3 separate regions of the Homo sapiens genome follow, and regions 1 and 2 are each linked to region 3. A link is a contact called in ENCODE Hi-C or POLR2A ChIA-PET data. All regions are on one chromosome and are shown on one strand. Each heading gives the region's core, a stretch centred on a gene start or an enhancer-like site at or near the end of the contact. The rest is flanking DNA. Distances are from core to core; before and after follow the strand shown. Region 1 holds the start of RPS6KA1 (ribosomal protein S6 kinase A1). Region 2 has its middle 29 kb from the start of HMGN2. Region 3 holds the start of LIN28A (lin-28 RNA binding posttranscriptional regulator A).

The links. Hi-C counts contacts between places; a loop is a spot of excess contacts on that map. ChIA-PET counts read pairs that join two places held with the same protein, here RNA polymerase II (POLR2A). Pooled maps may share reads with other maps.
Region 1: POLR2A ChIA-PET joins it to region 3 with 15 read pairs in WTC11. The contact joins the promoter of RPS6KA1 here to the promoter of LIN28A in region 3. POLR2A ChIA-PET finds 5 or more read pairs at or near these places in 4 of 52 experiments (AG04450, H1, K562 and 1 more).
Region 2: a loop to region 3 is called in a pooled map, with 4 times the contacts of the local background. The contact joins the enhancer-like site here to the promoter of LIN28A in region 3. A Hi-C loop is called at or near these places in 4 of 50 pooled maps. POLR2A ChIA-PET finds 5 or more read pairs at or near these places in 6 of 52 experiments (AG04450, BJ, H1 and 2 more).

Annotation. Positions count from the first base shown.
Region 1 is chr1:26,528,384-26,531,440 of GRCh38, reverse strand. It overlaps RPS6KA1 (ribosomal protein S6 kinase A1), which reads right to left and starts at 1,680. Exons shown (of 22, transcript NM_002953.4): 1 at 1,458-1,680. The coding sequence starts at 1,520. It overlaps LOC124903884 (a long non-coding RNA gene), which reads left to right and starts at 43. Exons shown (of 2, transcript XR_007065558.1): 1 at 43-243; 2 at 880-2,321. RefSeq lists enhancers at 1-163, 164-1,074 and a silencer at 1,316-1,795.
Region 2 is chr1:26,499,352-26,502,592 of GRCh38, reverse strand. No RefSeq gene overlaps it. Among named protein-coding and RNA genes, the nearest start is that of HMGN2, 29 kb to the right of the region's middle. RefSeq lists enhancers at 1,090-1,149, 563-1,220, 1,180-1,249 and silencers at 1,430-1,919, 2,130-2,309. Within about 2 kb of position 1,977, at least 38 of the 41 ENCODE cell types and tissues checked have a DNase peak (open chromatin) inside an H3K27ac peak, as active enhancers do.
Region 3 is chr1:26,409,227-26,412,536 of GRCh38, reverse strand. It overlaps LIN28A (lin-28 RNA binding posttranscriptional regulator A), which reads right to left and starts at 1,720. Exons shown (of 4, transcript NM_024674.6): 1 at 1,615-1,720; 2 at 955-1,151. The coding sequence starts at 1,645. RefSeq lists enhancers at 2,454-3,011, 3,012-3,310.

The sequences.
Region 1 (3,057 bases), core at 431-2,930, 120 kb before region 3:
ACCTTCTCCTTTGGAGGCCTGGTCCCAGGGGCGTGCCTGGGCAAAGGAATCCACCTCTGAGCACCACCCCCAGGACCTTGCGCCCCGGTCCTAGTAGCGGGGTGGCAGTACAGGGGCTGCAGAGGGCAGTGTTCCTCACCTCAGAGGGTGAGTCAGCGAGAGAACCTCTGAGCAGCCTAGCAGTGCCTGTAAAATCCCCATGGCAGGAATCCCAGAGCAATTTACTCCAAATTGCTCCTTCAGGTTGGTTACCTAATCCTGCCGCGCCCACCCTCCAATAGCCAGTGTCGGCCATCCCTTTAAAGGGGCAGCACACCCTGGGGGCTGGGGACCCTGGGTGCTCACCCTGATCTAAGCCTGTGGTCCTGAGAGGCAGGACACTTGGTGGCTGCCCTAGGTAAGAGAGGGCAGAGGAGGGGACTGAGACAGGGGCTCCAGGCCCAAGCTGGGAGAAAGTCATCTCAGCTCCTGGGCTCAAATGAGGTCTCCATTCCCTCCCTGCATACCCCCAACAACCACCTGGGAAGGAGAATATCACCTGCTTCCTTCCCAGCAAGAGGTTAAGGAGGAAGTTTTCCACCAGCTCATTCAGGGGCTTGACCTTGACCCTGGGGTCAAAAGGCACAGGAAGAGGTGGCCTTCTGCACGCTTAGGGACTGGAGCCACAGAGCCCTCAAGGGAGGTCAGGAGCTGCTTCTGAGAGAGAAGGAGCTGGGTTGTCTGGGGAGTCTGGGCTGGCAGAAGCCAAACTCCCCAAGGGCCCAGCCCTTCCTACCGGAAGGGGCATAAGAAGGGAGGCAGGCACCAAGGTCCCCCCACGCCCTGCCAGGAATCATCTTCACAAGGTCTAAGGGCTCTTCCCCACTCTCGTCTCCACAGCCTGGGGTAGGGCACACAGGTGTCCTCTGGCCCTAGCCTCAGGGCAAAGAAAACCAGGAGTTCCAGCCCCAGACGGGTGGTGCCATCCCACACTCCGCATCCGCCAGGGGTCAAGAGGAGCAATCCTTCTAGGCTCAGCAGCGGTGAAGCCAGAAGCAGGGAGCTCTTGGCGGAGGGCCCTGGGAGAAGTGGGGGTCCCATAACCCCTGTCTCTGGTAGAATCCCAGACATCTGGCACTGAAGATCTCCCCGTCTGCATTAATGGAGGAAGCTCCGACAGCTCTGGACAGATGCCGGGACGGGTCCTAGGTGTGGGGTGAAGGCGACCAGATCTCAGCGCCCCATAGGATCCCCTCTCCTGGCTATGGCGGGGAGGTAGTCGGCGCTTGGCGGAACTGTCCCTCGCACACGCACACCCGGGCATAGGGGGGTGGAGCCGGACAGTGGGCAAGAGATCGGAGGGCACTCGCGCCCTCGCGGGCGCCCGCCGGACTGCAGCGGCGCTTCGGGCCGCCCCGCCCCTGTGAGGATCCGGGCTCGCCGGCCGCGGGCGCCCGTCCCCCGCCCCGCTCACTCACCTCCGGGTCCAGAGGCACTAGCTCCATGAGCGGCCAGGGCTCCTTGAGCTGGGCGAGCGGCATCTCGCCGCCGCCAGGTCACCCGCGCTCCTCCGGCGGCCCCGGCTGCGCCGCCTCCCGGGTCCTGGGGTCCCTGGCTCTGCGACCCGAACCGCCGCGCCCCCCCGAGCCCCTCGCGCTCCGGCTGGGCCGTCCGCCGCCGCCGCCGCGGCACTAGCACTTCGGCTCCCTCCGTCACCCGGCGCCGCCGCGCCCATTGGCTACCTGCGCGGGGGCGGAGCCGGAGAAGCCCCGCCCCAGCCCCCGCGGCGCGGCATTCCCAGCGCGGACCCCCGCCCCCGCCGCGCCCCGAGGGCCGGCCCCGCCCCTGCCGCGAGCCCCCGGCCCGCGCTCGGCTCCGCCGGAGAGGCCCTGCTGGCTCCTTCCCTTCCAGTGGTGTACCCCTGGACACACCACACCAGGGCCACCGTTCTCCCCCGCTCAGCTCTTTTGGAATCCCAGCCCAGATGTTCCTTCTCCTTCCAACGGGAGAGAAGCACCTTATCCCCGACCCCAGCACACACATTCACACTGGGTTCCTGGGCCTGATCTAGGCTGAGGCTTGGAAGGAGCCTGAGACCCACTCCCCTTAGGCCCTCAACTCACCAGGCCCTAGAGATCCCCTATCCTCTAATTTCTACCCCGCCCTGAAGCTAACACTGTGATCTCCGGGCGATCTCAGTGCCCCAGGCCAAGATGGGCATCAGCAGTTGTTACCACCATCAGGACCCATAGTGCCACCACAGAGTGATTGATTGATCGATTGATTTTACATAATGTATATAAATATTACATATATAAATAAATATGTATAAATAAATATTATATATATGCACATATATGTATGTATGTGTGTATATAGTGAGAGAGAGAGAGACACGAAGTTTCGCTTTGTTACCTAGGCTGGTCTCTGACTCCCCGGCTCAAGTGATCCTCCTGCCTCGGCCTCCCAAAGTGCTGGGATTACAGGCATGAGCCACCGCGCCCGGCCAAGAGTGATTTCTTAATATGCGTTTTTGCAATCTGTGCTCTGCCCTATCACTTGAAGGGGGTCCTTTCAGGTCAGGTCTCCCTGGAGTCACCTGCAGCCCCAGCTCTGGACTAGTTTGGGTTTGCGACTCTCTGAGGAGGGACCAGGCTCCCAGGATGAACCGAGGCTTGGTGGGACTTGGAGTGAAAGGCCAGGGAGACTGGTTGCCCCAGAGAGATTCAGCCTCCACCTAAAGAGCCTTAGGGGTCCGGGTGTGCTGAGATGTATTCACATGTGAGGAGTGAGCTTGCTGGAGGGACAAGCTTGCTGGTTTCGCAGGAAGACTGGTCAGTTATTTGCAAAGCTGTTCTAAGGCAGGGGAATGGGAAGGAATGTTTATCAAAAGCTTCCTGCGAGCCATGTGATTTCCTTGAATGATTACCACCACCTAGTTTACAAATCCTGAAACAAGCTCGGAAAGATGAAGTGACTTACCCAAGGTCACACAAGAGGTTGAGAACAGACTAGGGCTTAAAAAAATCAAAGTGTCACACCTGTAATCCCAGCACTGGGAGGCCGAGGCGGGCGGAT
Region 2 (3,241 bases), core at 728-3,227, 90 kb before region 3:
CTTGCACGCGCGTGCACACACACACACACCCCCAATCCAACTCCAAAAAGCACTGCAAAAAAGCAAAAGCCTTTACCAAAGTTCTCGGGAGGACATTGCAAAGGGGTTACACAGCACATCTCACAGCAAGATGTTCATTCATTCATTTCTTAGAGACAGGGTCTCTGTCACCCAGGATAGAGTGGCTGCTCACTGCAGCCTCGACCTCCTGGGCTCAAGTGATCCTCCCACCCCAGCCTCCGGAGTAGCTGGGACTACAGGCGGATGACAGCACCTGGCAAATTTTGTTTATATTTTGTAGAGACAGGGTCTCTCAGTGTTGCCCAGACTGGACTCAAACTCCTGGCCTCAAGCAATCCCTCTGCCTCAGGCTCCCAAAATGTTGCTATTGCAGGCATGAGCCACACACAGAGCCCGGCAGAGATGTCCTTTCTTTTTTTTTTTTTTCCTTTTCTGTTTTCTCTGTCGCCCAGGCTGGAGTGCAGTGGCACGATCTTGATCTTGGTGGCTCACTGTAACCTCTGCCTCCCAGGTTCAAGCGAGTCTCCTGCCTCAGCCTCCCCAGCAGTTAGGATTACAGGCGCGCGTTTCCACGCCTGGCTAATTTGTTGTATTTTTGGCAGAGACGGGGTCTTGCTATGTTGCCCAGGCTGGTCTCGAACCCCTGGCCTCAAGCAATCCGCCCACCTCGGCCTCCCAAAGTGCTGGGATTACAGTTGTGCCTGGCCACTTTTACATAAAAAAAACTTTTCTGAGGGAAAAACAGGCAGGAAGAATTTCCAGGTATTTCCAGGCCGAATGGCAAAACAAGATATGACAGAAAAAAAAAGGGCCCCAAGGACTCTGCACCTCGGTCCTATCCCTGTGCAGTTTGAGCTCTTCAGCCCTCAAAGTGCCCTTCTGGCCACCACCTGGTCCTCTTTTGCAAAGACTGCACGAGAAAGGAGCCAGCCGAGGTGCCCTCAGGTCCAAGCCCTTGTGACCTGGAGCTCTTTCTCCATGTGGCTTGAGGTCCCAAGGTTTCCCCAATGCCAAATCCTTTTGAAACTGAATATGAAGGAGGGGCTCTGAGGGACCCCCATCGCTTTGCCAGGTTTTCAGAGCGCGGCCCACCCTGCAGTTGTGGAGAGAGGGAGTCGTCGCGGAGTTCCCAAACCGCTGAAGGGCAGACCTGGACCGTTCCTGGAATGTGGGAAATGAGTGCGACGGCATACTGGGGCTGCATCAGCCCGTCTCTAGAAAAACCATCGCCTCCAGATCTGGCCCCCAGATTGAGTCCCAGGATTTCCGGGCTGGTTCCAAGAACCTGATCCGGAAAATGGGCGCGGTTCCTGTCTCCTCCCCCTTCCCCTCGGGCCGGTTGGGCACAGTACTTAGGACCCAAATCTGGACCTAATGCCAAGGCCGCCCATCCAGCGCCCAGACTCAGCTGGCCTTGCGCTCCCTGAAGCCACTCGCGGGTACTGGGGACGCCCCTCCCCGTCCCGCGGCCCCTACCCCCACTTCCGCGTAGTCCCGGCTCCCGTCACCCCGCGCGCGCCCCGCGGGAACCCGAGCCCGCCGACCCCGCCCTTCCAGGCCCCGCCCCCGGTGACGCCCCGCCCCGGCACGTGCGCGCGCGTGGTCTGCCAGCTTCTCTGGCCCTGCAAGGCGACCCCTAAGCGCAATGTCCGGGACCCGCGGTCAGAGGGCCGGAGTGAGGGTGGCAGCGCTCAGGGAAGGAGGCGGAGGCAGAGGCCTCTTTCTTCCCCCGAGGTGGAGAGGGCCCCGGGTCGGAGGAGCGAGGGCCGCACCGCTGGAGCCCACTCCCGCCTCCTTCCCCACGGGCCGGCGCACTTGGGAGCTGGACAGGACGCTCTTCCTGGGCTCGGAGCAGGCGCGGGCCCGGGTTGAGCCGAGCCTGAGCAGGGGCAGGCTCTAGCTGGCGGCTGGCCAGATGCCCTCCAGGTGCGCAGCGCGTGACCTGCGGCAGGGCGGGGCGGCCCCACGAGAGTTCTTCGAGGGTGGCGGGCGAGTCACGTGAGCAGGGGTTGGGGTCCGCCGGATAATGGGGGATGCGGGAGCCCGCTGGAGGAGTGGAGGGGCGCCTTGGGGAACGGCGGTTAAGCCCCAGCGACGCTCCTGGCCTGGATGTCGGGCCGTATCCTTGTCGAGGCTGGGGAGCTGGGCCGAGGAGCCCCATCCCGCGGGCGCCGCCTCCCAGGTGGGGCGCGGAGCTCGGCTCTGCGCCGCCACCGTGTGGCCGAAGGGGGCAGCGCCTGCTTGGTGCCAGGAGGCTCCTCGGGGCTGACGGCGGGGACTCGCACGAGGCACCGAGGAGCCTCTGGCGATCGGCTTTCGATACCCTGCCCCCTTCCGAGCTAGGGTCCAGGAGTGGGGTTGAGGTTGCCATGGCGACGGGTGCGCGGGCTGGTATCTTCCTCTGGCTGCTGTGGGGCCGGGGCGTGGACACCCAGCATCTGCCCTCACCCTGCTCACTGAATCACCTTGGTGTGGACGAGGATTATCCTTCCCAAAAGCAGCCAGGCCTCCCAACAACCAACCAGCTTTTTTTGTTTTGTTATTTTTTTAAAAAAAAATAGAGATAGGGTCTCGCTCTGTTGGCCAGGCTGTCCTCCCAAAGTGCTGGGGTTACAGGCATAAGCCCCCGCGCGCAGCCCCAGCTTTCTTTTTTTTCTTTTTGCTGGAGTTAAGCAGTATGATCTCGGCTCGCTGCAACTTCCGCCTCCAAGGTTCAAGCCGTTCTCCTGCCTCAGCCTCCCAAGTAGCTGGGACTACAGGCACGAGACACCACGCCTGGCTAATTTTTGTATTTTTAGTAGAGACGGGGTTTTGCCAAGGCGAGGCCAAGGCAGGTGGATCACGAGGTCAGGAGTTCAAGACCAGCCTGGCCAACATGGTGAAACCCCATCTCTACTAAAAATACAACAATTAGCCAGGCGTGGTGGTGCGCACCTGTAGTCTCAGTTACTCGGGAGGCTGAGGCAGGAGAATTGCTTGAATCCGGGAGGCAGAGGTTGCAGTGAGTCCATATCATGCCACTGCACTCCAGTCTGGGCGACAGAGCAAGACTGTCTCAAAAAAAAAAAAAAAAAAATACCTAGGGCCCCCAGCTGTAGTCATGTCCCATTCTGGAAAACACTACCATAGGGAATTACTGGAAGTACCCTGGGGAGGTAGGATGAAGCCACTGTTGGTTGAGCAAGGTTGTCTGTGTATCAAGTAAGGAGGCTTGCTGCTT
Region 3 (3,310 bases), core at 471-2,970:
CTTCCTTTCCATGGTCTTTATGGGTAGCTGGTGGCCCAGGACCACCGGAATGCCTCTAGGATATTCAGGAAGGGGAAGCCTGGGAGGAGGGAGACCTGAAGTCTCTGGCTCCTTGTTTGAGGCCAGGAATGTTAAGACAGCAATCAATGGCTGTCTGGGGCCATAAATGCCAAGCGGAGAATAGGACCAGAGGCCAGCCTCCCTTCACCCCCTGCCCTGCGACACTGAATTTCACCCCCTACTGTGCTGCCCTGCTTTAACTGAGAACTTGGGGTTGCGACCTACCGACTTCCCTCCCAGCCTGGCCCAGGAATGTAAGGAAGGCCTGGGCTCTTTGGGTTTTCCTTCCTCACGGGAACTGGACAGCAAAGACCCCAGTCCTGAGCTTTCAAGCCCCCACAGGGATCCTTCAGGGATCTGCCAAACCCAGTTTTTAGTGACCAGCCAGGTGAGGTCTGCATTAAAAAGGGGATGAGGCTGACTTCTCGGCTTTACGCCCCTTGGGTCCAGTAGCCAGTTGCCCTCACTCTCTCCCGCCTTCTGAGCTCCATTCAGACGTTGGAGGAGCTGGGCTCCCGGCTTAGGCCCGGCATGTGCTTCCCTGGCCGGCCTGCTCGCCCTCCCCCCACCGGCAAGCACAATACAACCTTAGTTTCTGCCACATGGGGTCACCTCCCTGCCCCCTGCCCCTTCCCAGGGGAAAGAGGTAATAGACACGTGGTAAGCCGGAGGGGTTCCCGGAAGGGGGCGGGGGTGCTGATAATTGGTGCTGCCTCCCACTACTCCCCCACGAGATAGTTAACAGGGACTCAGAATTGGGGTGCCGAAGCAAAGACAGGGATGCATAATGAGGGCTCCCGATGGCCCTCAATTCAACTGCGAGCCCGGAGCCCACCCGTGGATATGGGCGCCTAGACGCCCTTCCCTGGGCAAAGTTACCGGAATCAGTCTCACCTGGTGCACAAAGACATCCACTGGGGGGTCGAGCGCGACCCCGGCGCGGGCGGTCATGGACAGGAAGCCGAACCCCATGCGCACGTTGAACCACTTACAGATGCCCGCACCGTGCAGCAGCTGAGGCTCGTCCGCCGCCCGGGCCGCGTCCTCCGGCGCCTCCTCGGGCGCCTCTTCTGCCGCCTTGGCGCAGCCACCTGGAGAGAGGGAGGGCCGGGCACTTAGCTGGGGGGCACGGAATCGGAGGGCCGTCTCGGGCCCCAGGCAGGGAGACCCGAGTATCCAGCCCCACAAGTGGACAGCCAGGAGGGGGCAGCTACCAAGCAACAGAAGAGAAGAAACCTATCCCGGTCGCCTCCCGCGTTCCCCTAGCGTACACCGGGACAGTAGTGCCCCGAAAGTTTTGCTCCTCTTCCCACAACGCGTTTCCCAGAGACTCACGGCGGGACAAGCCTCTCCTCTCCATCCACCCACGTAGTCTGGCGCGCACGCCACTGGGACACCAAGGTTCCTGGCCCCAGAGACGGCCCTATGAAGCAGAAGGCCGCACCGTCTTGGGGTCCTTTGGGCAGCCTAGGACTCAGTTCCCCACCTCCCTTCTACGTGGCTCCTGGCCGCCCCTGAATCCTAAAGTGTCCCCGCTAAGTCCCGAGCTCGAACCTGCAAACTGCTGGTTGGACACGGAGCCCATGGTCGTCGGCTGAGCCCGTGGCCCCGGGCCCCTGGTCGGGCGGCTGCTGGCCCCGGAGAAGTCCGAAGGCAAAGGGTTGGTTCGGAGAAGAAGCTGCTACATCTTCCCCCGCACAATAGCGGTGGGAGGGCCCACGGCTTTTCAAAGGCTCCCAAATTCTAAAAGACAATGACCCAACCCCCCGCGGGCAGCCCCCTCCCCTCCCCTCCCTCTCCTTTCCCCTCCCTTTCCCTCCGGCTCCAGCTCCGGCCCTCCCCCACAACTCCGGTCTCTGACACCTCTGGGGTGTCCCTTCTCAGAACCTTGAGGTTTGACACCCCCTCCCCACACGCACAACTGGAGATGGGTCTGTCTGCCCTAGAAGACTTGAGTACCCCGGAATTTGAGATCCTGCACTTTGGACTCAGTAGGGGTCCCCAAAGCAGATACAGGTGGGGGACCTGGTGGGGGGGGTAGTTTTAAAACCACGTGACTGCACACACACACACACACACACACACACACACACACACACCACCCCCACCCCCCGGGCAGATAATTATACATTCCAGAGAGTTGGGGGAGGGAGGTGTGAGCCTGGCGGCGCTGGCCAATCAGAAACACAAACCACCTGTCAAGGGAGAAATGAATGGGCCCTCCCCCTCCCCCAGCCCTTGAGCTCCCCTCCCCCTCTCTTCCCCCTCAGGCCTCTGAGCTGACCCGGCTGCTTGGAGCTGACCCGCTCTCACCCCCCACCCCCGTGTGCTTAGATAGACCTGGAGTTCTGGACACTGGGAAGCCCGGGATGGGGGAGCAGGGGAGAGGCTGGGGACACACAGGGCTGATCTGTCCTGACCAAAGCGCTGCCTTCCAAAGTCTGTCTGCCTCTGACTACATCTGAATGTCTGCCTCCCAGAGTTTCTGACTCAGAGTTTTTCTGGGCCTCCCCCAGTTAGAAAAGAGAAAGTGCTCTTAATTGATTCGTTGTAAAGAATTCTTCCTTCTTTCCTCCCTCCAAACCTGTGTGTCTAAAGTTAGCCCCAGGTAAGCTCCCTGGAGAGCAGGAGGAACCCAAAGAGTCTTGAAGCTGTTTCTCCACCAGCTGCCTTCTCGTCCTACCCCCACCCCATCCCCATCCACTGCTGAGAGAGGGACTGGGTGGGCTGGTGGGTAGAGGTACTTCCTCTCTACTCTTCACACTCTTAGATTCCTAGGCCCTCCTTGTTTCAGAGTAACCACCCTAAAATGCGCTCCCATTCCGTAGTGGGGCTGGTGGAGGAACAGGACTGGGGGGCCTCCTCATTTGAAGAGGTAACCTCCCCTTCTAGGAGATAAAGACGGCTGGCTAGTGGGGGTGGCTACTGCCCTGGTCGGAGATGGACAATGGCCCGGGGCTCAGTGCACGGCCCTGGCCCTGCCCCTTCACTTCCGGTGTTCAGTTCAAACTGGACAATGCCAGCTCCGGCCAGTTCCCCTCCCCCACCACTACAACCCATTTAAAGGGACAGAGCCTGCTTTCGGGGGCATCCGCTTGCTCTGAATTCAATCTTCTCCACCGAGTGTGCAGAACCTTTTGGAATTCTCACGCTGTGGCTCTGTGTGTGTGTTTGTGTGTGTGTGTGTGTGCACGTGCGGATGTGGGCACATGTGTATTTCAGAGAGACCGGATGAGTGGGGGTAGGGAAG